5 separate regions of the Mus musculus genome follow, and all the other regions are linked to region 3. The links are chromatin loops, found by intact Hi-C in ENCODE. Cell type or tissue: heart. All regions are shown on one strand. Region 1 has its middle 65 kb from the start of Tmem164. Region 2 has its middle 69 kb from the start of Gm25915. Region 3 holds the start of Tmem164 (transmembrane protein 164). Region 4 has its middle 90 kb from the start of Gm25915. Region 5 overlaps Tmem164 (transmembrane protein 164).

The links. Peaks named below come from ENCODE experiments on the same cell type or tissue, not always from the same donor. Only the 100,000 strongest peaks of a DNase experiment are listed, where the experiment ranks them.
Region 1: a loop joins it to region 3, with 2.6 times the contacts of the local background. A loop is called at or near these places in 2 of 42 quality-filtered maps.
Region 2: it touches region 3 in a loop (2.4-fold over the local background); 10 of 42 quality-filtered maps call a loop at or near these places.
Region 4: it touches region 3 in a loop (1.9-fold over the local background); 4 of 42 quality-filtered maps call a loop at or near these places.
Region 5: a loop joins it to region 3, with 4 times the contacts of the local background. A loop is called at or near these places in 14 of 42 quality-filtered maps.

What each region holds. Positions count from the first base shown.
Region 1 is chrX:142,614,576-142,619,575 of GRCm38, reverse strand. No RefSeq gene overlaps it. Among named protein-coding and RNA genes, the nearest start is that of Tmem164, 65 kb to the left of the region's middle. In heart, no CTCF peak of the experiment used is centred here; no DNase peak of the experiment used is centred here.
Region 2 is chrX:142,552,344-142,557,343 of GRCm38, reverse strand. No RefSeq gene overlaps it. Among named protein-coding and RNA genes, the nearest start is that of Gm25915, 69 kb to the right of the region's middle. In heart, a CTCF peak has its summit at 2,947; no DNase peak of the experiment used is centred here.
Region 3 is chrX:142,678,260-142,683,259 of GRCm38, reverse strand. It overlaps Tmem164 (transmembrane protein 164), which reads right to left and starts at 1,534. Exons shown (of 7, transcript NM_001199360.1): 1 at 1,321-1,534; 2 at 311-969. The coding sequence starts at 697. In heart, a CTCF peak has its summit at 1,777; DNase peaks (open chromatin) are centred at 19, 639, 1,539, 2,059 and 1 weaker place; H3K4me3 peaks cover 3,118 bases; H3K27ac peaks cover 3,968 bases; H3K27me3 peaks cover 441 bases.
Region 4 is chrX:142,572,825-142,577,824 of GRCm38, reverse strand. No RefSeq gene overlaps it. Among named protein-coding and RNA genes, the nearest start is that of Gm25915, 90 kb to the right of the region's middle. In heart, a CTCF peak has its summit at 2,293 (motif pointing right); no DNase peak of the experiment used is centred here; H3K27ac peaks cover 571 bases.
Region 5 is chrX:142,806,357-142,811,356 of GRCm38, reverse strand. All of the region lies in intron 5 of Tmem164 (transmembrane protein 164), which reads right to left. Among named protein-coding and RNA genes, the nearest start is that of Mir652, 70 kb to the right of the region's middle. In heart, CTCF peaks have their summits at 2,698 (motif pointing right), 4,401 and 4,640 (motif pointing right); no DNase peak of the experiment used is centred here.

The sequences.
Region 1 (5,000 bases), 64 kb after region 3:
TGCGAATGTGGTAGACATAAACCCACACAGGTACATATGAAAAAAGAATATTAAAAAGTATATCATTTATGTATGTTAAATCCTCACTACATTCCGAATTGCTTCTTGCTAAATAACCTAAAAGAATTGTCATAAACTGTATCGTTACTTACATTTTTGCATATGTACAAAGAATTATGAAGGTAAACTGGGTATCTATAGGTCACATAGCTGATAAACAAGGCTAATTGATGACCTAAGATGACAGTCTGATGCTAGAGTCTGTGCTCCTATTTATTCTGCTTAAGATACTGCCTTTTGATGCTACTGGTGATGGTGAGGTCATTCTTGTTCAAAGCCAAGGTCAAGTGAACCAAGGAAAGGTTTCTGCAACACTGTCGGAGAACTAAGGCAATCTGTGTTGGCTCTTACTCTGCCTTCCTATTGCTCGGGTCTACTGTGCCTGAGGGGGTTTTGTTTGCTTTTGTTTGGTTTGGTTTGGTTTGTTTTGATAAGGGTCTCACTATGTAGAGAGTTTTTATTTTGGTTTGGTTTTCCACCGGTTTTGCAGACTCCTAGTTCTGTCCCTTTGAAATACTCATTGAATTTGGTGTTCACATCAGACTAACTACCCGGATTTCATCTTCAACTTCTTCCCTGATTGGTGACTTTTGAATCACTTCAGTCTTTAAGGACTTTAGGTCCCCAGTGTCTTCTAACCAGATTCTTAGCATCAGGCTCCCAGGATCCCAATATTAATATAGAATCCTGGGATGTTGTTGTTCTGCTGAGAAGAGGAATGCAGGCCTTTCATCCCTCCCACAGCTATCTGCATCTGCTGGCTGCTTTCACATAGTCATTCTTGGGTCTCCTAATTCTTGACCAAAAAAATCTATTCAAGCATATAAAAAAAGCCAAGCCAAGAACATGGACTTACTGGTGGCTCAGGATCTTGGCACCACAACTGTATTAAATAGCATTTGTTGCTTTTCCTGCTCACAGCTGTGATATAACCCAGCCAGTCTAGGAACAGGAAGTAGGAGTGCTCTACAGGACCTCTGTATTTCCTGGTCCTTTTTCTTTTTCAGAAGGGGGGACGAATTTGTCCCAAACCAGTCATTTGTTAATGTTTGTTACTGTTTTCTTCTATGGTTAGATGCATTGAAGATAGTTGGATGTAGCAGATGGGAAGAGAGTTAAAAGAAGCTGGTGTCATGGAAGGTTTTTTTTTTTTTTAACCAATTGTGCTATCCAATTACAGTAGATAATAAGAGCTTCAACTTGGTCTGGCAAAAGATAGACTTAGTTCCCTTAGCTTTGTGGAAAGCCTGATTATGCTCTAACTTTGATAATGTTTAAACACCTTCTTGACATTCATCAAATCCTAGGGAAGAGGTCCTCAAACTATGGTTGGGACCCCCACAGGGGTCACATAAGACCATTGGAAAACACAGATACTACATCACAATTCATAACTGTAGCAAAATTACATTTATGAGGTAGCAATGAAAATAATTTTATGATTGGGGTCACCACAACATGAGGAACTGTATTTAAGGGTCAAGGCATTAGGAAAATTGAGAACATCTGCTTTATAGCATCTACATTAGTGTACTCTAGGCGGTGTGGAGTTAATCACTTCCTCTCTTTTGCGGCTTTAATCACACCATTCTTTCTCTTTCCTAAAAAGACTGAGCAAGTCTCTCATGCGAACATCAAAACAACTACACCAGATCCATGTTTGCAAAGAATTGACTGCATGGATTCTGGAGCCTCACTCAGCACCTAGGATTTGTGTTTTGTTTTGTTTTTAGACAGGGTTTCATGTATCCCAGGATGTCCTTGAACTCACTAAGTAGCCAAGTATGAACTTGAAGTCCTGATCTATCAAGCCTTGAACTATCAAGTGTGATACTGAACGTAACCTTTTCCTGGAGATGGGCTCTTACATAGCCTGGACTACCTTCAACCTAGCAATCTTTCTGCCTCCGCTTCCTAAGTGTTATGATTATAAGCATAGAGCGTTATATCTGATGGATGCCTGATTTTATAACCTTTACATCTGTGATTTTAGATAACATACTAAATGTCTCTATTTCCCATTCTCTCTCCTAACATGCAAATAATAACATCACTTGTGTTACTAAGTTGCTATAAGAAATAAATTAGTATGTATAAGGAAGTTAGAACATTGTTTGACAGTAGTGAGTGCTACTATAAATGTTAAACCCATCAATAGTATATGTTCACAAAATAATTATCTGTTGAATATTTTTGAGGTAGCCAGAGCTTGACAAACATTTTTCATAGAAGGGCACATGGTAATTACTTTTAGTTTTTAAAACCTTTTTTAAAACCTTTTTTAAACAAACAAACAAAACAAAACAAAAACACTAAACTACTCAAATATGCTACTGCAGCATGAAAAAAAGTCACGGATGATATGTAGATAAATTGCTATGGCTGTCTGTATGTGAATTCAATTTTTTCTATTTTTTACAAAACCAAAGTGGGATGGGTTTAAGCCACAAGTCACTGATGCCAATGATGCTAGGGAATGTGACAATATGAAAGTGTAACGAGCATGTAAATAAGAAATAAGATCAGAGCCGGGCGGTGGTGGCGCACGCCTTTAATCCCAGCACTCGGGAGGTAGAGGCAGGCAGATTTCTGAGTTCGAGGCCAGCCTGGTCTACAAAGTGAGTTTGAGGCCAGCCTGGTCTACAAAGTGAGTTCCAGGACAGGCAGGGCTATACAGAGAAACCCTGTCTCGAAAAAACCAAAAAGAAAAAATGAAAAAAAAAAAAGAAAAGAAAAGAAAAGAAAAGAAAAGAAAAGAAAAGAGAAGAAGTAAGATCAGGACCCAGGAGGATGTTCCAGTCGGCTTATGTCAGCTGTGTGTAGTAGATAAGAATGAAGCAATAACCCATGATAATAACTTCATGATGTAATGCTAGAGTGTGAGTGGCTAGAATATGACTATACCCTTGTAGCAAATAAAAGCAGAGACTTGCTGCAGGCAGACAGAACACGTTGATGCTGTTACAGTAAAGACTCTTGTCCCATCTTGATTGCTGACCAGAGGAAGACCGAGGGTGCTGAGATCAAGGATCTAGAGGATGGATCCATCGCCTGAGACATGCTGAGCAACAGACAGATCTCAAGCCTTGCCTTCATCTCTGAGTCAGGTACGGCATGTGTGTGTTACGGACTGATGCTTGTCATCGTGGTGAATGGACCTTGAGATAAAACGGTATCTGGACTCCCTCTCTCCTTCCCGGCCTTAAGCTGGACAAGACTGGCGAGAGAAAGACACATGGAATCATTTTAACTAGGGTAGAAGACAAATATTCCACAGAAATGATGGGCTCTTTCCAAAGTATCAGCAAAATATTTTCTGAGAAAGTAGTATCAAACTGACATGAAAGATGGGCTTACCCTGGTAAAGGAAGCCAAGGAACAGCATAAGTGAGTTATACCCTACCTTATAGACATCACCCTTGAAAACCAGGGGTATGGAGCTGGAGAGATAGCTCAGCAACTAAGAGGACCCAGCTCAATTCCCAGCACAAAACATGATGCTAACAGACATCTGTAACTCCAGTTCTAGGGGATCTGACACTCTTTTCTGGCCTCTGTCAACACCAGGCATGTAGTGTGGTACATAAACACACATGCAGACTATGGTGGTTTGAATGTAAATGACCCCCATAGGCTCATATGTTTGAATGCTTGGTCCTCAGTTGGTGGAACTGTTTGGGAAGGATTAAAAGATGTGGCCTTGTTGGAGGAGGTATATCACTGTCTTTTGGGGTTTCAAAAGACTAGCATCATTAGAGTTAGTTCTTTCTGCCTCCTGCCTGTGGATCAATATATGAGCTTTCAGGTGCTCCAGCCAACATGCTTGCTGATTGCTACCATGCATTGGTGAACTCTTAGCTCTCTAAAACTGGAAGCCCAATTAAATGCTTTCTTTTATAAGTTGTCTTAGTAATTGTGTTTTATTGCAGCAATGTAAAGCAATGTAAAGTCACTAATATAGAGGCCAAACACCTGTATGCATAAATAAACAAGCCAATAAATTAAGTTTTGGAGATGGAACCCTGGACTAGAGATATGGCTCAGTGGCATAGAACATTTGTTCTTCCAGAGAACCTGGGTTCAATTCTCAATACACACATGGTAGCTGATAACCATCTATAACTCTGGTCTCAGGGGATCTGATGCCTTCTTCTGACCTCCACGACACCAGGAACTTGCATGATACACAGATACATGTAAGCCAAATACATATGCATTAAATAAATAATAAATGGATGTCCTAAATGCTTCCCACATTTCCATTCATCTAGTTAAGGAAAAAATAATGAAGATTTTTTGGTTTTGTTTTTGTTTATTTTGAAACAGGTTACCACTATGTAGCCCTGGCTGGCCAGAAACTCATCTCTAAAGTCAAAAAGCTAGTAAGCAGGGGTTGCAGAGATGGCTCAGTGACTAAGAGAACTTCCAGCAAACCTAAGTGGTTCATATCACCATGTCAGGCAGCTTACACATAACACCAACTCCAGAAGAACAAATGGCCTCTTCTGGATCCCAAAGGCACCTGCACAGGTGTGGTATATGCACATACACAGATATACTCATACACATGTATTTTTTTTTTAAATCTTAAATTGAAGCTGGTAAGTAGAACAGTCCAGATTCAAATTCCAGACTCTCAATTTTAAAAAAAGATTTATTTATTTATTTATTTATTATATGTAAGTACACTGTGGCTGTCTTCAGGCACACCAGAAGAGGGCACTTGATCCCATTATAGGTGGTTGTGAGCCACCATGTGGTTGCTGGGAATTGAACTCAGGACCCCTGGAAGATCAGTCAGTGCTCTTAACTGCTGAGCCATCTCTCCAGCCCGACTCTCAAATTCTTAAGCAATATATTACATTGTTTCCTACATGCACCATATATATATATTTAATGGCATTCTGTCTACCCCTTTCCACTAAAGAGAGACAATCTTT
Region 2 (5,000 bases), 130 kb after region 3:
GACTTTACTTCAAAAGCAAGACATAAGCAGTATGCACAGGCTCTGGAAGCCAAGAGCTTTTGAAGAAACTGGTATAAAAATTTTCATTTTGAGACATGGTTGAGACAGCTCTCGTAGGCTTAGAATTCTACATATAGACAGGATGACCTTGAACTTACAGAGATCTACCTGCCTCTACCTCATGAGTACTGAGATTAAAGACGTGCACCACCATGGTCAGCTCACATTAAAAAAAAAAATCTTTGGAGACCATTCCAAACTTAACCAGAATTTCCCTGAGGCTACACATCCTGTTTATATATCCCATACAACAATTCATCCATTTCACAGGAAAATATTAATATCTGATGTTAATTATTGCTCCAGATCTGACTTGGTATGTTTGGTATAAGTTTTGTACTCCATTTATGAAATCCAGAGAATTCTGACATTCTAAAACACCCGTAGTAACAAAGGACATAAGTATGACATTAAATGTTGAGACTTGGTTATTAAGCAATGATTTTTCTTTTGATTATTCTGCACATGTGAATGGGGGTGGTATACATACATGTGGAGGTCAGGGGACAACTTGTGAAAGTTTATTCTTTCCTTCATCTTATGGATCTCAGGGACTGAGCTAGGATTGTCAGGCTTGACGCCGAGACACCTTACAGGTCTATGCTTGCTCCCTCCCTCCCTCCCTCCCTCCCTCCCTCCCTCCCTCCCTCCCTCCCTTCCACCTTCCCTTCCATCTTCCTTTCCACCTTCCCTTCCTCCCTCCCTTCCTTCTTTTTTCTTTCTATGGTTTTTATTTTGTTCATTTATGCATATGGGTACTTTGTCTGCATGTATTTCTGTACACCAGAGGAGGGCATCGGCTCTCATGACAGATGGTTGTGAGCCACCATGTGGGTGCTGGGATTTGAACTCAGGACCTCTGAAAGAACAGCCAGTCCTCTTAACTGCTGAGCCATCTCTCCAGTTCTTCCTTCCTTCCTTCCTTCCTTCCTTCCTTTCTTTCTTTCTTTCTTTCTTTCTTTCTTTCTTTCTTTCTTTCTTCCTTTCCTTCCTTTCCTTTCTTTCTTTCTTTCCTTTCTTTCTTTCTTTCTTTTCTTTCTTTCCTTTCTTTCTTTCCTTTCTTTCTTTCCTTTCTTTCTTTTCTTTCTTTCTTTCTTTCTTTCTTTCTTTCTTTCTTTCTTTCTTTCCTTTCTTTCTTTCATTTCTTTTCTTTCCTTCCTTCCTTTCCTTCCTTCCTTTCCTTCCTTCCTTCCTTCCTTTCTTTCTTTCTTTCTTTCTTTCTTTCTTTCTTTCTTTCTTTCTTTCTTTCTTTCTTTCTTTCTTTCTTTCTTTCTTTTTTCGAGACAGGGTTTCTCTGTATAGCCCTGGCTGTCCTGGAACTCACTCTGTAGACCAGGCTGGCCTCTAACTCAGAAATCCACCTCCCTCTGCCTCCCAAGTGCTGGGATTAAAGGCGTGAGCCACCGCACCTGGCAGTAACTCACTTCCAGTCCTCTTTCTATGTTTTTAAAGGGCAAAAAGAAAGGGAAGAGGATTGAGCCAGGTGAGACAACCAAGGGCATCTGATCACAAACCTTTATCCTCCTCCTCCTCCTCCTCCTCCTCCTCCTCCTCCTCCTCCTTCTCCTACTCTCAGCTCCCACTTCTACCCATCTTCCTTGGCCTCTGCTCGTTTTTCTCTCTCTGGCTTCCATGACTCATTTGTATCCTTCATCTAATATAATTTTGTTGCAGAAAAATGTCTGTAACATGCCTCACATTTCCTCTCCATCCTTGAGACTCCACATCTTCCTCTCCCTGTGTCTGGCTTAACTTTCACCTCTCTGTTTTGGGATCCTGTCTCTTTCACCTGTGCCTTCCTTCTTTCTGCCTACTATATAAAAAAGCCACTGTCCCATGACTTCTGATCATCACCTCTGGACCTATCTTTTTTTCCCCCATTTCTCCTTTCTGAGGCTATTTTTATCATTTTTATCTATGCACATCCTTTTCTTTTTTCCTTCCCCCATCTCCCTGTTTACTTTTGAAACAGGTATAATTTCATGTGTGTGGTGGCACATACATATAATGCATGTACTCTGGATGCTGAGGCAGGAGGATCATGAGTTTCATACTAGCTATGGCTATATATTAATACTCTATGAACATATAATTAAAAAAACCAAACAAGAGGACATATTAAAGTTAAAAGGCAAGCCATTTTTTTCTTAAACAGCAAGTTTATTATAACGGAATTGCATATTTAAAGTATACAACTTGATAACACATATATTTACCAGTTAAGTAACTTCCACAATGTAAACACTAAGTGTATACTTCACTCCTCTAAAATTTCCATAGGCTCCTTACCAGTCTCTCCTTCCATTGTTATGGTTTGAATATGCTGTGCTTCCCACAGGCTCATGTGTTAGAATATTTTTTTTTACCCCAGCCGGTGGTGCTGTTTTGGAAGCTTGTAGAACCTTTAACGTGATGCCTGGCTGCCAGAAGTGAGTCACTGAGTGGGGTGAGCCTTGAGATTTAGAGTCTGACCCTCTCTCCCTCTCTCTGCTTTCTGTTCTGGCGACACCTAAGAGTGACAGAGACCCTCTGGCCCAGAGCTACTGCTAGCATTCCTTTTGGACCTGTAGCCTCTCAAACTACAGCTCAAAACAAGCTTCACCTCTCATCAGGCATTTGGTCAGGGCAAGAAGAAAAGGAACAAATATATACCATTCTTTCCCCCTTCCCTCATGATCTCAAGAAACCTCTGGCTTATTTCTGTTGATATATATTAGAGGGAGTAGGACAATTCAAAGAAAACTATTCAGAATGCACAGTGGTGTGCTTTGATGTGTCTAAAAAATCAAATCATGATGGCAATATATACATGATGATGTTAGCCTCGTTTCAGAAGCCATTTGGAGAATGAAGAGATTAATTTTGAACGATAGGCCCTCTAGTGGCGCATGGAGAATGACAAGCCTTCCAGACTGAGAAAGCAAGTTGGGTTGAACCTTCAACCCCTGCACCCTAATAAAGCCAAAGTCCTAGTTGTTGAAGTGCGTGAGCAACAGTCTGTCTACCACCTTGGAACACAGCCAGGTGATGTGTATGAATCGACCTGGCATTGCTCTGTATTGAAGCAGACTTATGGAAATGCACACTTCATTTATGGCATCTCAGATCTCAGCTGCATGGGTAAATTGGCAAATCCTTTTTAACAGGGATCCCAAGAGACTTTTCACTGTGACAGTGTAAGTGACTACCTGAAATCATACCTTTTTTTTTTCTTTTTTTCTTTTTTTTTTTCTGGAAAGCCACACTAGGAGAATAGGAATGCTGTGCGATTGTGGGAAGAAATTCCTGTCTAAGAAGGGATGGGTTTCTGATCATCCCCCTCTCAGTTTCCCAAGTCACAGCTTCAAAGCATCCAAGTCAGTGCATTTTAAGTGATAGCCATTGTGGTGGTTTGAATGACAATGGCTCCCATAGGCTCATATATTTGAATGTTTGGTTCCCAGTTGGTGGACTGTTTGGGAAGGATTTGGAAGTGTGGCCTTACTGGAAGGAGGTGTGTTTGTGTGGGATTTTGAGGCAGAGTCTTTCTATGTAGCCCTAGTTGTCCTGGAACTCAATATGTAGACCAAGCTGACCTTGAACTCACAGAGATCCACTTTTTGTCTTCCTAGTGCTAAGATTAAAGGCATGCATGACCACACTCAGCCCATCTTCCTGGGTTTTTTTTTTTTTTGTTTGTTTGTTTGTCTTGTCTTGTCTTGTCTTGTCTTGTCTTGTTTTGTTTTGTTTTGTTTTGTTTGACACAAGGTCTCTCCCTGGACTGGAGCACATTGATTTGGTTGGTCTGGTTGGCCAGTAAGTCTCAGAAATCCACCTGTCACTGTGATCAAAGTGCTGAGATTATGAGTGCCCTCTGCCTGGCTTGCTTCTCTCTCTCTCTCTCTCTCTCTCTCTCTCTCTCTCTCTCATTAGTTTATTCTTTGTGACAGGATCACTCTATGTTGTCCTGGCTGTCCTGGAACTCACTATGTAGATCAGGCAGACCTCAAACCTACAGAGATTTGCCTGTTTCTGCCTCCTGAGGGCTGCGATTAAAGGTGTGCACCACTGCCCAGCATAACTCTGCCTGGCTATCTGTGAGGGTGCCGAGGATCAAACTCAGGCCTCATGCTGTGTGGCAATCACTTTAGCAACTGAGCTTTCTCCCTAGATCAGCATACCCTTCTTTTCAAGAGCCAGTCTATTTTCCCTAAAGTTTATTAACTTTAAAGTTATTAACTATGAAGTTTGAGTTTCATCTCCATACATATGTGTGCTATTATATTTTGTTTTCATTCCTCTCCCCACACTGTCCTCCCTTCTTCCAACTACTACCTGCTGCTGTTGGCTTATTTTTCCACCTATGTTTCATGTCCTATATCTCACCTCTCTTATGGTCACTTCTAACCCTTTCATGATTCCTTTTCAAATTTCATGGCCTATTCACCCATGCATATATACATAGACATGTACGTGTACTGACACTTAATTTTAAATCTAGGTTTTATATATGTAAGTGAAAACGCGAAGTATTTGTCTTTCTGAGTCTGACTTATCTCGCTTGGTTTCCAGTTTCATTTATTTTCCTGCAAATGTCATGATTTCACCTTTCTTTTCCAAAGAATCAGGCAAAACACTTCATAAGATGTCAAACTCCACAGGGGACCCAAGATCTATAATCTTTCAACAGGGCAAATTCAAGTTATCAAAGACTTTGGTATTTCCTTAAAATAGTTTGGCAACCAACCTCAAGATTCTGGAAAATTAGACAAGTGGTTTTCATTATGTAATCTTTTATGTATTTGGCTATGAACTGCCCAGGGGACCTACTTAAAAATATTGCACAAAGTTTAGCCCTCACTCAACCCTACTAAATCCGAATGTTTGGAACGCTCATTTCTCCCAGGTTGCTGAATAGACCTGGTTGCATAGATAAACTCTTGAGAACTGCTGAGTTTGCA
Region 3 (5,000 bases):
CAGATGTGATCCTGAATGGTCACCTAGCTGGGGCTGGACTTCCTGCTGGTGAAAAGGCCAGGCCCCAGCAGAGCTGAGATGGGAGGGGCATGGGGCTCCAAGTGCAAGTCATTTCTAGGGTTCACCTCCACTGTGGGGCTGACCTGTTGTGCAATGCTGAAGTTTACTAGCACAAAAGCGGATGCTGGTTGGAAAAGCATTTGTAAGGGTCCCACTTCCCACGGGAACGAAGTGCTCTACACACCAGTGTCCTGAGCACGCTAATGACTCTTATCACTTAGGCTGCCCAGGAAAAAGTCAACAGACTCACATGCATCATGGTGACCAGGTGACAAGGGTTGAGCAGGTAGATGACGGTCTTGGTGGCGAACTTAAAGCCCACCTCCACCCCGAAGATCAGGCACAGGGCTACTAAGAGCAGATTCTTGCTCAGGCTCTCCTTGCCTTCCTCTGGCCGCTGGGTCACCTGCTGTGGCTGGCTGCTACGGCCACCCCTACCGTCCTCCTTCTGCCTCAGGATGTGCCGCAGGGCCACCAGGATCTCCAACAGGGCCAGGGTCAGGACCACCACACTTTCCAGCAGCCGCTGCTGCCAAGACAGGAAGGCAGCACAGTCGGGGCCCCCATTGCCTGCAAAACTGGGGTCGACGCCCCCATAGAGCCAGTCCAGGAGACTTTGGTAGCTATACCGGGACATGATGCAAAGTGGCTCCACTTGACTACGGTACAGGAAGCAAGAGCGAGATGGAACACGAGACCGAAGGGTTGCCCGGGCGGTGGAACATGTAAGGAGGGCACACCCGCACCCCCCTCTGGACACTGGGGCACCTAGAACAGGGGAGGGAAAGCTACACGCGAGGCCCGGGATAAAGTGCTGGCTCTAACTTGTCCCCACGGCTGTCTGGGGAGCCCCCCGCGCTTCTCCAGTGGCCACCAACGAGGCAGGGTTGAAAGGAGCCGTTGGCCAATCTAAAAGGAAGGAGAGGAAAAAAAGGTCTCAAAGAGGCAATTGCACGGGAATTAACGAAGCGGGGAGGGGTAACTAGTGAGGGAAGAAAAGGGGAACGGGAGTGGTGGCCAAGCAAGCACGGGTGAAGGCAAGTTGGAGGCCAAGAGGGTCAGGACTGGGACCTAGGGGGCCCGGCACTAGGCACTGCCGAGGGAGCCAAGCGGGAGGCAGAAGGGGGTGAGAGAGAGAGGGGACACGCGGAGGCTAGGAGAGAAGCTAGCAGGGCTGGGCAGGCGGGGAGGGCGACGGGGAGGGCAGGGACGCCGGACTCCTCGTCTCAGCCACTCCACGAGAGGGGGGGGGGGTCTTACTCCTGCAACCGCGTGGCCGTCTCTGCCCCCAGCTAGCAACTTCGCCGCCGACGGGGCCCCCTCTCCAGCCAATTTAGAGCAGTCCCGGTCCAGCCTCCCGCCCCTGGGTACACCCCCGAACCCCCAGCTCCACCCCCCCTGGCCCCTCACGCCCGCCCTCCGGGCCAGCGCCACCCTCAGCCCTCCGCCTGCTCCGGACCAGCCCCCCAGGCGCAGGCGGGCGGCGGGAGGAAGCCGAGAGGGAGGGCGGGGACGCGGGGCCAGCCAGGGGCCGGGCCATGGGGCCGCCACCCTCCGCCCCGCCGCCACCGCTCCATCTTCCCGCTCCTCCTCGTCCGGCCCCCCGAGGACTGGCCGCCGAGTCCCCCTGGGGCTCCACTCACCCGCTGCTCGGCTCCGCTGCCCGGGCTCCACCGAACTCTCCGTCTCCCCTCACTCCCCGCAGCCCCAGGCGGCACTCGGCTGGGCTCCCCAGGCGGCCGCAGCAGCAGCAGCAGCCGCCACCGCCGCCGCTCCGGCTCCTCCTCCTTGCCTTCCTCCCCCGGCAGCCGCCGCTCGCTTCCTCCGGTTTCCCCTCCCTCTCTCCACCCCCTCGTCGCCAACTCCCTCCACCTTCGGCCCTCCTCCCGTCCACTTCACCCCCTCCCTACACACACACACACACACACACACTCCTCCGATCCACTTCACTCCCTCCCTACACACACACATACACACACACACACACACACATACACACGTCTTCAAGCCACCACTGCCCCGCCTCGCAGCCTTCCCTCCACAGCCTACCCACTTCGTCCTCGCTTCCCACCTCCTGCCCTGCTTCCTCTCTGCTCCCCACCCCACCCCACCCCACCCCCGCCCCCACCCTGCTACCCTCGGAGGCCCCATCCCCGCCTCTTTCCTCCTCCTTCTCCAGCCTGGTCTTCTGCACTCCAAGCGTGCACTCGCGCACAGTTTTGCTCTTTCGCCACTGTGACTGAATTCACCTCCCCACCTAAGCCTGGCGGACTAACTCCTCCGTTGACCTGGTTCTCGGGCCACTACTTTGCATACCTGACCACATACTGGGCACTCAGCCGGTCCTCGCTAACTTCTAGGAGTAAGGCTGTGAAACTGATGGACAGGCTTTAGCTTGGGGAGTGTGCTGAGTATGGACTTCCTGCTTCCTCCCTTCGGCCTTGAAATGGGAGATTCAAAAAAAAAAAAAAAAAAAGACCATAAAAGTATTGCTCACCTTCTTGTCACAGCCTCACTTTCTTCTTGAGTGCCTAAATTTGAGGATTTCTCCTCGGACTCCTTCTAACCCAGCTCTGATGCTTTTCTCTCTCTCCCCCCTCCCCCCACCCTACACAAACCTTGCTGGCTCTCTCCCTCCTTCCCTCCTGCCGTCCTTCTTCCTCTCCGCCCCCTTCCGACCACAGCGAACCTTCAGTGATAGACTTGGTGGAGGAAAAGAAGATTCTCCTGACCTCTTTCCCTCCCCACCCCCGTCCCCCACCCGCAGAGAGAGACAGAGACAGAGACAGAGAGACACAGAGAGCGAGAGACAGAGAGAGCGCAGCTGCTTCCTAACCCCACCTTGGAAAGAACAGCCAGGAAAAGTGAGCGCTAGCTGGGTCCAGGGGGCCCCCTCTTCTCTGACGCTCTCTACCTCGTGGCTGGGCTGGCTCCTCTAAGGGCCGGTAATTAAGGAAAGAACTACTCAGAATGTACCTCATATTGGTTTAATATTTATTGCAGACTCGCATACGTTAGAAGAATATCCAGAAAAACCACAGTTAGGTACCTTGCTTAGGAAACACTTTCTGATGTCGACTGTAAGCCAGTCTTAAGATGTAAACTACAGTCTCCTGGATTATCAGGCCGATACCTTCCCATCCTTTGCAACCTAACAAATACAGCCAGGCAAGCTTGTCTGACTTTAAGCTTTTTGAAGCATCCACCAAAGGCAGGATGTTTTTCAAGAGGCTAACTAATAAAGAATGGCCAGGAACAAGATCAGTTCAGAGGCACTCACTTGGCCCTCCTTAGGCGGTTTTGTTGTTGTTGTTGTTGTTGGTTTTTTGGGGTTTTGTTTTGTTTTGTTTTTTCTGAATCTCGGCTGTATGACCAAAGAACAAAGTGAGGGGGCTCCGAGCACAGGAATGTAGCATCTGGAGGCCTCAAGTTCCTTATCTTTGAAGAAGGATGACAATATAGCTCATAGGGTTTTGCTCGTTCAAATGAGTTGACTTCTGTAAAACATTATTTCCTGTCTGTCACGTGGAGCGTATCCACTAAATACTACCTGTTGTTAAGAATCCAAGCAAGTGCCTTTAATTGGTGGTGGCCCACGCCTTTAATCCCAGCACTTGGGAGGCAGAGGCAGGCAGATTTCTGAGTTTGAGGCCAGCCTGGTCTATAGAGTGAGTTCCAGGACAGCCAGGGCTACACAGAGAAACCCTGTCTCAAAAAAACCAACCAAACAAACAAACAAAAAAAGAATCCAAGCAAGCATTTGCATGTGCCTTTAAGTGATACACTCCAATTCGGTGCCCTCCCCCACATCTACAGAAACAAGCCACCTTCCAAAACCCACGGAAAAATCACTCTTCTCAATCCCCCACCCAGCCTCCAGCGGGCTCTCCCTCCTCCAAACTTGTATAGCATTTGTTGCGTGCACTTCTCATTTTCTTCTGAATCACATACTGCCTTCCATTGTTCTCTCTGTGAGTCCTGCCTCCCACACCCAGCTCTTCCACCGACCGCATGGGAGGGTCTTAATGTTTTCTACACAAACATACCCCTCGGTGCCTAACAGAGTGACACATAGTAAACACCAAAGAAACACAAAGAAAGTGTTGCCCCTATAGGTAAAGAGGCAAGGAAGAAATTAAACAAATGATGGGTCGAATTTTAAGAACAACAACAAAAATGCTTTTTAAGTGCAGCATTTTTAAATTATTTTATTTATTTATTCATTCATTCATTCATTCATTCATTATGTGAGAGCACGGGACACTCAAGTACCATGTCATGTGTTTGGAAGTCCGAGGACAAGAGTCAGTTCTCTCCTCTCACCGTGTAGGTCCCGGGAGTCCAAGTCAAATCTTCAGGCTTGGCAGCAAAGTGCCTTTACCTGATTATCCATCTCACTGGCTCTTAGGGAAGTCCTAGTGCCCCATAGTGAAAAGGGAACCTGGTGTGGACTAGCAGTTTGAGCAGTTCAGAGCAGTTGCAAGAGAGGCTGCTCTGGGGCCCCTGGGGGGGGGGGGCATGGGTGCAGCAGGGTAGAGGGTGAGATAAAAGGAAGCCGGCAGGAGGTGGGAGGCAGGAGTAGGCTGTGAAGGGAAGACTGTGATATGGGGCATTGGTGGTTTAGGGACCACCTCCTTAAGGGTGATAAAGTGAGTAAGAGGAGAGCAAGGATGGAAGGAGCTGGTATTGGGGGAAGGGTTTTCCTGTGTCTTGTTTTGTTGTTGGTGGTGGTTTTTTGTTTGTTTGTTTGTTTTTGTGAGACAGGATCTACTTATGTAGCCCAGGCTGTCCTGGAACTTGGGTTCATAGATCAAGTTGGCCTGGAATGCACAGATCTACCTGATTTTGCCTCCCGAATGCTGGCCTTAAAGACATGCAAGTCTGTCTACCTGGCTTCTTGGGGAGGTTTTTGCTGGGGTGGGCTTTTCACTGATGCAGCT
Region 4 (5,000 bases), 110 kb after region 3:
ATACAGCCTGGGCCCAGGTAGTGGGAGGCAATGGGAGGAAAGAGCTGGGCCCTGCCCCTGAACAGTGATGTGCAAACAGAGCTTGGAGGGCTTAGAGGATGTGGCCAGAATAGGGAGTCAGAAAGAGAGAAAGGGTGAGAGGGCAAAGTCCTTCCTCTGCCTTCCCTTATCTCTCTTACCACCTGTATCCACTTCCTTTCCTTTATCCACTTCCTCTCTCCTGTCACGCTAATTCTTCTACCCGCACCCCTACACTTTCTTCTTGTTTACTCTCCAAACATAAAAAAAAAAAAAAAAACCAAAAAACCCGATATCCCTTCTCTGCTGCATGATGCTCTTCTATGTACTCAGGACTGTTTCCTTGAAGAGCCGAGCTCATTCTAATCAAAACCCCTAATGTGAATTCAACTATGAAAAACAAGAAAGCTGCTTGGGGGCTGGGGAGATGGCTCCGTTGGTAAAGCCACATAAGCTTCATGGTTCGAGTGTGGATCCTCACATAAAAAGCCGGACTTGACGGCATATGCTTACAATATCCGAGCTGGGTAGGGGCATCCCTCAGGTTTGCTAAGCAGCTAGTCTCGATCAGCCAATGCGTTCCAGGTCAGTGTGAGATTCTGCCTCATGGGGGTGTGATGCACCAGTCAGGCCTCATGCTGCATGGCTTTCATTCCAGCACCTGGGAGGCAGAGACAGGAGAGTGTCTGTGAAGGGGGACCAGGAGAGAGGGCCGTGTTTGGGATGTAAATAAATAAATAAATAAATAAATACAAACAAACAACATCTGTGAGGTAAAGACCAGCCAGGGCTAAATAGTGAGACTCTGTCTCAGAAATAAACTAACTGGTCATGGTGACACACACAGGCAGATCTTTGTGAGTTCAAGCCAGCCAGGGCCATAGAGTGAGATTCTGTCTCAATAAATAAATAAACAAGCACACCTAGATAGATCACACCCAAACACATGTGCTGGTTGGTGCACATGAGCGCGCACACACACACACACACACACACACACACACACACACACACACGGAGGCAGGAGAAAAGAAGAGAGAGACAGAGATAGAGACAGAGACAGAGAGCCACTTGAGTAAGGCCTGTGAGGGGGGAAAGACCAGGAAAGCTCTAGAATCCCATTGGTGTCTGGAGGAGCAGGGTAGGGAGAAGTGGACAGGCTAGTTTGGGAAAGTTCTTAGCTGCTGGAGAAACCCTGCAGCTTGCTTTAAACACCAAAGGCCCCGAGGTGCTGGGTAGGGTCTGTAGCTGTGGGGTAAGGATGTTGAAAGGCCAGTGTGGAGTGTGCTGAGAATGGGAAAAACAAAAACAAAAACAAAAACAAAAAACCCTCTCTCTAGGGAGCTACCGGATTGGGATTGCTTCTTTGTCACTTAGCTCTCTGTGCATTCTGACAGGGCCACTGTTTGCTGGGCATGTGATGTTTCGAGAAGCAAAAAATAGCCTGTGGTAGCTGCAAGAGGCTCTGTTTATAGAGTTCCGGCCTTCACACCACCTGTGAGTTACTCAGATCCAAGCAGTCCTTTGGGGGTTAAAAAAAAAAAAAAAAAGGAACAGGCTTTCTCTGAAGAGCCCATGGGCTACAAAAGGATCTCTTCCAAGTTAGCTTTTCATCTTTCTCCCATCTCTAGGACCAGGCATGCTGCCTCCTGGGCCCTCTCTTTCCTGGATATGTTTTTGGGTCCTGCGTACTTCTCCATTTCCCTGTACCCTCCTCTCAGCAAAGCAGATCCCCACTCACTCTCTCTTTAATTTTTAAATCTTTTTTTTTTTTACTTAATTTTCTTTCTTCAAGTCTCAGTAGGCAGCCTAATCTAGCCTGCAGCCTACAACTGTGTCGCCTTAGCTGACCGTGCAGTTAGGATTGACCTACCTCAGATCATAGCGTACTAGGATTATAGGTGGCATTTCCCTTCTCTTTCGCTACATACCGGTTGAGGAAGCTAAGCTGGTTTCAGCAATGCTAACTCCTTCCAAAATGCTGCTACTACAGATCGCGGTGTTCTTGGAAGCTACCACAGCAGGGTAACAGGTCCCCCTCCCCAGTTCACTGTTTTGTTCCTATGGATTGATTTTGTTTGTTTGTTTTGAGACAGAGTCTCACATAGCATTGGCTGGCCTCAAAGTTAATGTAGCCAAGGATGACTCTAAACTCCTGTCTCCCCTTCTGGAGCACTGAGGTTACGGGCGTGTACCACCACACTTGGTTTATGCAAGATTCAGGATTGACCCTGGGAGTTCCATACATGCTAGGCAAGCACTCTACCACCCGGGGGCGCTATTCACAGTCCGCTGGACCACCAAATTCTTTAAGCAAGCGACAGATAGTGTGACTTTCAAGCAGGCAGGTCATAAGTGTGCTATTTTTGAAGCATGAGGGGGCTTTGTCTGCCAAGTCATCCCTGCAATCTAGGTTAGTAGCTATAGTCCCCGTTTATGTCTCAGACTAGCCTCCATATGCCCTTAGAGTCGGGATTAGACATTCAAAAACAGTCTTAAGGGCTCAGATGGCTCTGCAACTGAAAGAACTCTAGTGGCTAGATAGCCTGATCTCTTTAGCAAACTGGAGAGTGTATGCCTATCTGTACTATGAAATGGTGTGAAAAAGGAGATAATAAACTGTCACAGAAAGCTTTGCCTCCATGCTAGGCAGATAAGAAGGAGTAATGAGGCAGAGGTGAATGTGGGAGGGAATCTATGCTCTGTTCAAAGAGGGCAGATTGCTATACAGCCCCAGCTCAATATCGCTATGTGTTAGACTGTGTAACGAGAGATGTCAGGGCTTTCAGGTTTTCAAGAGAACTCCAAGAGCTGATGCCTGTTAATGCAAAAATTTCCTCACTGTTCAATGTTATCATCAGTTAACTGGAAAATAGGATATAAATATTAAGCATGAAAGCAAAGCTCATTGCTGGGCTGCACTGGGCCCTGAGTAGTGTCTGCTGGAGGGCATCGGAATGGAGAATTTAGCATTAAATCATCCCAGACTTCTTTAATATTTATGGTCAATCTATATGTATAAATATGTATGTGGAGAAAGAGACAGAAATTGTACACATTTATATGGCACGCGGTGATATTTCAATACATACTCAAAATGAGCAATGATCATATCTATGCAATTAGCACAGCCATCCCTTAAGATACTTATCATTGCTTCAGGTTTGGGAGCATCAGAAAACCTCTCCACCAGACATTTTCATGTATTATGTTAATTGCTGTCACTCATGGTAACAGTACTGTGTGTATGGCACACTAGAAGTCATTTCTCCTATCCACCCACATGCTTATACTTACTAGCCACCTTCTTCCTAATACCATCTCCCTACTACTAGGTTCATGGGGGCTACCTTTATCCTCTCAAGTTCAATCAGATCAACAATTTTTAGATGCCACATATGAGAGATCATGCGGTACATGCCCTTCTGAACTAACTTTATAAATAGCTTCATGACCCATTCATGTTATCAGAATGTCTATGGACCCAGAATACTTATGCTTCGGCTTTTTTTTTTCTTCTTCTTAAAGATAGCTCAGTGGTTAGGATCACCAGCTGCTCTTCCAGATGACATAGTCCGATTCTCAACACCCATATGGTGGCTCCTATCTGTAACCTCATTTCAAGGGATCCGACACCTTCTTCTGGCTTCTGCAGGTACTGCACACATGAGCATAGACATACAGGCAGGGGAAATACCCATACACATAAAGACAACAAAAAAAATGAAGTCTATGGTTTTTGTTTGGTTTTGAGACAGTTTCTCTATTTAACCTTGGCTGGCTGAAACTCACAGAGATCTGCCTGTCTTTGTCTCCCAAGTGCAATGCCACGCCCACCAAGCCTATGTCCTTTGATGCGAATGTGTCCCTGAATGCTAAGTGCCACTCATCTATATTAGACTGGGTGCAGAATATACTGATCTCAGAACATAGCAGCTAGAGTACACCCCAGTTAGGAAAGCAAATCTTCAGTGAAAATAACTCAGTGTCCACCCCGAAGTCAATCCTCTTAGGAATCTCCAGCAGGATAGAAAAAGAGGCATTGACTCTGATGAATAGAAGTTGAGAGGGAGAATTTGCTTGGAAGATATGTAAGTTATTTCTTTTTGTCTAAAACCTTTTCAACTGACTTATAAACATAACTAATCCCCAATGTATTAGAGATCCTTCTTTTTCTCACCATTGACTTTCTTTCTGATATTCTAGGTTATATAGAAAGACCCTGGCTCAACTGTGTCCTAAAATCTCCACAACTATTTATTGAATATCTCCTGCATATTGAATATTGTGCTGGCCATTCACATAAAACAACAAGCAAGACACATGCCACTACTACTATCCTCTGGAGCTAAAGAAGATTAATTAGATCCAGAGAAGGAAACTCATGAAGTATGCTCTGTGACCTGGGACAATACATATACATGGAGATGCCACCATATTCTGAGACTATAGCATAATATTATGATTTTTTTTGTTTGGTTTGAGATAGGGTCTCACTATGTAGCTTTAGCTGGCTTGGAACTTATTATGTAGAGTTAGTTGGCTTCCAACTCATAGAAATCCACCTGCCTCAGCCTCCCTAGTGTTGGAATTACAGTTATATACCACTGCACCATGTAATAGCATGCTTTGTAACAACAACAACAACAACCACAACAAAATAGAAGCTGGAGAGATGGCTCAGTGTATAAGAGCACATACTTCTCTTGTAGAGGCCCCAAGTTCAATTCCCAGCACCCATATCAGATGGTTTACAACTTCCTGTAACTCCAGCTCCAGGGGATCTTATGCCTTTGGCCTCTGTGGGCAATGACATTCACATGTACATACTCCTACACAGACACACACAGATAATTTTTAAAAATAATGTAGAATCTTTAAAAAGGAGGAAAAATTGTGTGGGCCTTCGAATCAAACAGTCTTCTATTTGACTTCATTTTCTACCTGTGTATCTTTGGGCAACTTTCTAATATGTCTTTATG
Region 5 (5,000 bases), 130 kb before region 3:
AGACAGAAGGAAGGAAGGGAGGGAGGGAGGGAGGGAGGGAGGGAAGGAGGGAAGGAGGGAAGGAGGGAAGGAGGGAGGAAACACTGTTGCCAGGCAGTGGTAACTCATGCCTTTAATTCCAGGAAGTAGGTGAATTTCTGAGTTAGAAGCCAATTCCATCTACAGAGAGTTCAGGACAGCCATGGCTACCTAGAGAAACCCTGTCTCAAAATACCAAAATAAAACCCCGAACAAACAAAACTCAAAAACCAGACAAATAAACCCTGACCTGATAAAATGAGGCGGTTCTCCAGTGGTGTGGAGGGTAGGAAAGATGTGACAGAAGAAACATGTGACTCCGCGTGAATAAAGAGGTGAAGGAAATGGAGAGCAGCATTACAAGAATCCCCGTATGTTGACTTCTGGCTTTGCAGTCATGGGGACAGGCAGAATTTTGAGCATACAAAGAATAGGAAGGTTGAATATAGTGGGCAGGACGCTTGAAGAAGGTGGGGAAAGTTTGTACCTCAGCATTACTTGGGGCAATGTGTGGAGGATCTAAACAAAGACAGAAAATGGTGCTGACTGTTACACTGTAATAGGTATGCCTCAATGGCCTTCGTCAGAACCACTTGATTTTCTCCACTGGGCTAAGGCTGGGCACACTACAAAGGAACTGGAAAGTGCTCCTGTTAGAGGGGATAGGGGGATATGACATTCTCAGGAGCTGGTGAAAGGAATATTCCAGGGCTGGAGAGATGGCTCAGTGGTTAAGAGCACTGACTACTCTTCCAGAGGTCCTGAGTTCAATTCCCAGCAACCACATGGTGGCTCACTACCATCTGTAACGAGGTACGATGCCCTCTTCTGGAGTGTCTGAAGACAGTTACAGTGTACTTATTTATAAGAAATAAATAAATCTTAAAAAAAAAAAAAAAGCAAGCATGAATAGAGTGTTGAACAGCATTGTTTTAAAAAAAAAGAAAGGAAAATTCTGACTGGCCATGGTGGTACAAGCTAACTGGGAAGAGAAGAAGTTGAAAAGAATGACGTCACGGTCCAAAGAAATGGATGTAGCAGTTTATTATTTCAGAGAAAAACAAGGCCCAGGAGCTAAAAAGAAGGATGCTTGGAAATGAGAATAAGAAAGACAAATGCCACATTTTTCTCTCACTGAGGAAGCTAGGGGTGGGAGAAGACAGGAAACTAAACGTGAAGTACGAGGGATGCAGAAGAGGTGGGGAAGTGGAAGAGGAGAGGGGTTATTGAGGGTGGTAGAAGGGGCAAGTATAGTCAGAGCCCATTACATACATATACATATACATATACATATACATATACACATATACGTGTCTGTGTAAATGCTGTACTGAGATGCCCCACTTTGTACAAATGCACCAATAAAAAATTATTGTAACCATGCTGACAACTAAGTGAAACACAAACTCCCTTTCACTGAACTACATAAATGACCAATAAAAAAAGGAGAAGGAGGAGGACGACAATGACAACGACAACGACGACGAGGACAACGATGATGACGTTTGGAAGCTAGAGCTCAACAGGCCCAAACCTTGAGAAGGGAGGGATGCTACTAACATATTCTTCAATAAAAGTTTTCTCGGAATGCTGCCTGACTCTGCAAGAGAAATACTGAGAACCAAAGGCCACACACTTCAGAGAATGTGAGGGAACTGAACAATAACAACAACAAATCAGGTGACAGTAGTGGTCAAAAGTAGAGGAGAGATGGGCAGGGAAGACAGCTCAGTTGACAGGCTGCTGCCTAGTAAAGACAAGATCCTGAATTTGGTCCTGATGCTACAGAAGCCAGGCATAGGCGCCTCCCATTCCACATTCAGAAGGTGGAGGTCAGAGAACCAGAAGCATGAAGGGAGGGGGAGGGGTGGAGAGCCTGAAAAAAGAGAAAGCACATTTCCCCGAAGTGGAGATGAAACAATTAACTAGAGAGGACAGTACAGTTGCCAGGCAACACACAGGGCAGGGTCCACGGCACAGCCTTGGAGAAAACATAGGAGTCTTGGTTCTGCTAAGAGCTGCTGGCCAGGTGGTTTGATGAGCACCATTCAATCTCTCTACATCGTTTATTCTTCAATCTTTCTGCAGCATATGCAGTATCGCAGCTCACCCTATGTGCATATACGATTGCAGGGTGCAAGATACAATGAAGAAAAACACACAAACATTAACAAGAACAGAGACATAAACAAAGACAAGAACAACAACAACAGCAAAACAAACCAAAAAAACTAAAGGGAAATTTAATTCAGGAAACTAAAGGCAAAGTGTTGGGAGGAAAGGAAGTGCCAGGCAGGAAATGAAATTTGTGGACAAGAATGGCCATGTGGCCTGGGATGGTTGGTGGAAATGAGGAAGGAATGGGATTCCTACTTAACATTAGACAGCCCAGCTCCAGGAACAGGGACTTTGTGTTCCTGCCATACAGCACTCCTGAACCCTAGACATTCGTACAGAATAACAATCTTGAGTTAAAACCACCACGCGTTTCTTTCAGGAAATGTCTCAGAGTCTTGAGAATAGGAACCTGAAACTGTTTTCTTGGCTTCCAAGGGACTTAGCATCTCATCTCTCCAGATTCCTGCCTCCTCCCGAAGGGGTAGAGCCCAGGGCCAAGGACCCAAAGCAACACTAGCTTTACTTTGGAAGAGATACAGTGTTTTCTCTTCGTGCTCACAATCCCCACATGAACAGCAGATGGCAGCAAAGAGTTAGGAAAAACCCAGACAGGCCCAGGGAAACCGCTCTACAGCATTAGCACTGAAGGTAAAGGGCCTTCTAGTTCTATAGGTTGGTTAGGTGCTTTAACCCGGGACCTGGAGTGAAAGGGACGTCATTCTTCGTGTCTTGTCAGCTAGATCCTCACCCCACGCTCATGTGACAATGCGGGATTAGCATTAAAAGAACGTGCCACCCCTTCTAATGGTCCTATTTTGCATCTCGTGAGTTAGGGACCTCAGATAATAGCATCATTTCCTCTAGGGATATACAATTATCTTCCTGGAAATGGTGCAGGAATGTACAGATAACCTTTGGAAACAGCATTGTTTCCACATTCTGTCCACTCTGTGGCACTTACTATGCTGTGCTGCGATGCGATGCGATGCTCTGGCTTCCCCAGTTCCCCATTCACAACTAGGAATGCCTGCCACATAGGAGGCATTCGATGAGTCCACACTGAATAAATTGTTGAAGTGAAGCAGGAAAGAAAGGACACATGGAACGGGATTTCTAGGCTGCTGTGGTAAAGACAAAAACATCTAGCCCTCTGGACAGTATTGTCCGTGGGAGAAAGTCTTAGTCAGGGAAGGGAGTTTGGCTAGCCTTTGAATTCTAGCTTTGTTCCTTAGAGCAATGGACTGAGTGAGTATCTAATGTACTTGGCCTTAAATTTCTTGTCCATAGCAGGATCCATGAATAGACTATTTAACAGTGTGCATAAACAAAATATGCATAGTACACATATTCTGCACAGAAGAAGCACTCACAAAAAAGGTAGTTACTATTGTTTACTGTGATTTTGATCACCGTTGCTGGTGCCACAGCTTCTCCTCAAGTGGAAGTGAAGGAGTCTTTAAATCTAGGAAGAGGGGGCTGGCGAGATGGCTCAGCAGATAAGAGCACTGACTGCTCTTCCAGACGTCCTAAGTTCAAATCCCAGCAACCACATGGTGGCTCACAATGATCTGTAATGGAATCCAATGCCCTCTTCTGGTATGTCTGAAGACAGCGACAGTGTACTTATAATAATAAATAAATCTTTGGGCCAGAGTGAGCGGTGTTGACCAGAGCGAGCAGAGGTGCAAACAGCTCACAGCCAGCTGCACAGCTACAGGGTACTCATATACATAAACTAAATAAATAAATCTTTTTTTTTTAAACTAGAAAGAGAGTAGCCATGTAGACTCAGAATCCAAATTCCTCAGCTCACCTGCCTCCAAGAACACAGAAACTGACCCAACAGAAGGCTGCAGAAAATCACCCCTATTTAGAGCTGGCATCCCATCCTAGGCTGTCTTCCCCTTAATTCCCCCCACTCCCACCCCAGAAGGAAGAAGGTACAAAATCATTTCAGTAACAAGCATGTGGATTTGCTCACACTTCCAAGCACCCATCTCAGAAGAAAGTACCAATAAGATAGCTATCTATGGGGCTGGGGGAGGGCCTGGTTCCATTCGGAATGCATGTCGTCCTTAAGTTTGACTATTACTAATTAAACCACTGCCCATGCCACCAGGGCCAGAGCTGGGAAACGGCAAGAGTCTCCTGGACGTAGGAATGTCAGAAGTCTCTGGAAGCTCAGTAAGGAAAAGACGACTTTTCCTTAGCAGCTTGAGACCCCTAGTGGTAGGTTAAAGCAGCCTCAAAGAATAGTCAAGTTTGGAAAAACTGGTCTGACAGGACCAGTAAATACTGCAAGGGGACGACAGCTGGTGAGCCCAAGGGCCCACGTGGCCTCAGGCCATGTTTAAAGTGACAGAAATGGAACTTGGCTGCCTGAAATGCAGGAGGAAAGGGTTTGTCTCCCAGAAAGTCCCAGCAACCTGGACAGACAGGCTCTGCAGAGAAAAGCCTCCACTTCTGGACGCTTTCGGGATACAAGAGAACGACAGCCTTCAGTCTCCAGCAGAGAGCACCAGAGCTTCAGTTCCCTTTGCAGCCTGCCTCTGCCAGGTCAGCGCTACCTCCGTCTTAGCGACAGGGACAGACGTACTCATTTCTTATATGGAGGACGATGCTTTCATCTGCCTCTCTTCAATTCCACTATCTCCTATTCTGTGCCCTTCTCACCCTTTCCGGAGCTTCTCCGGTTCTGAGATCACAGACATAAAAAGCAAGAATGCAAAGTCTCTCTCCGGAGAAGATGGAGCGCTTCCTGCTTTCCTACTCTGAAGTACACCCTGACCCAGGGGGAGGCGGAAGCAATAAGAACAGCACAGTGTTCCGGCTGCTGTGCAAACCCTAGGACACCACCAACCAAG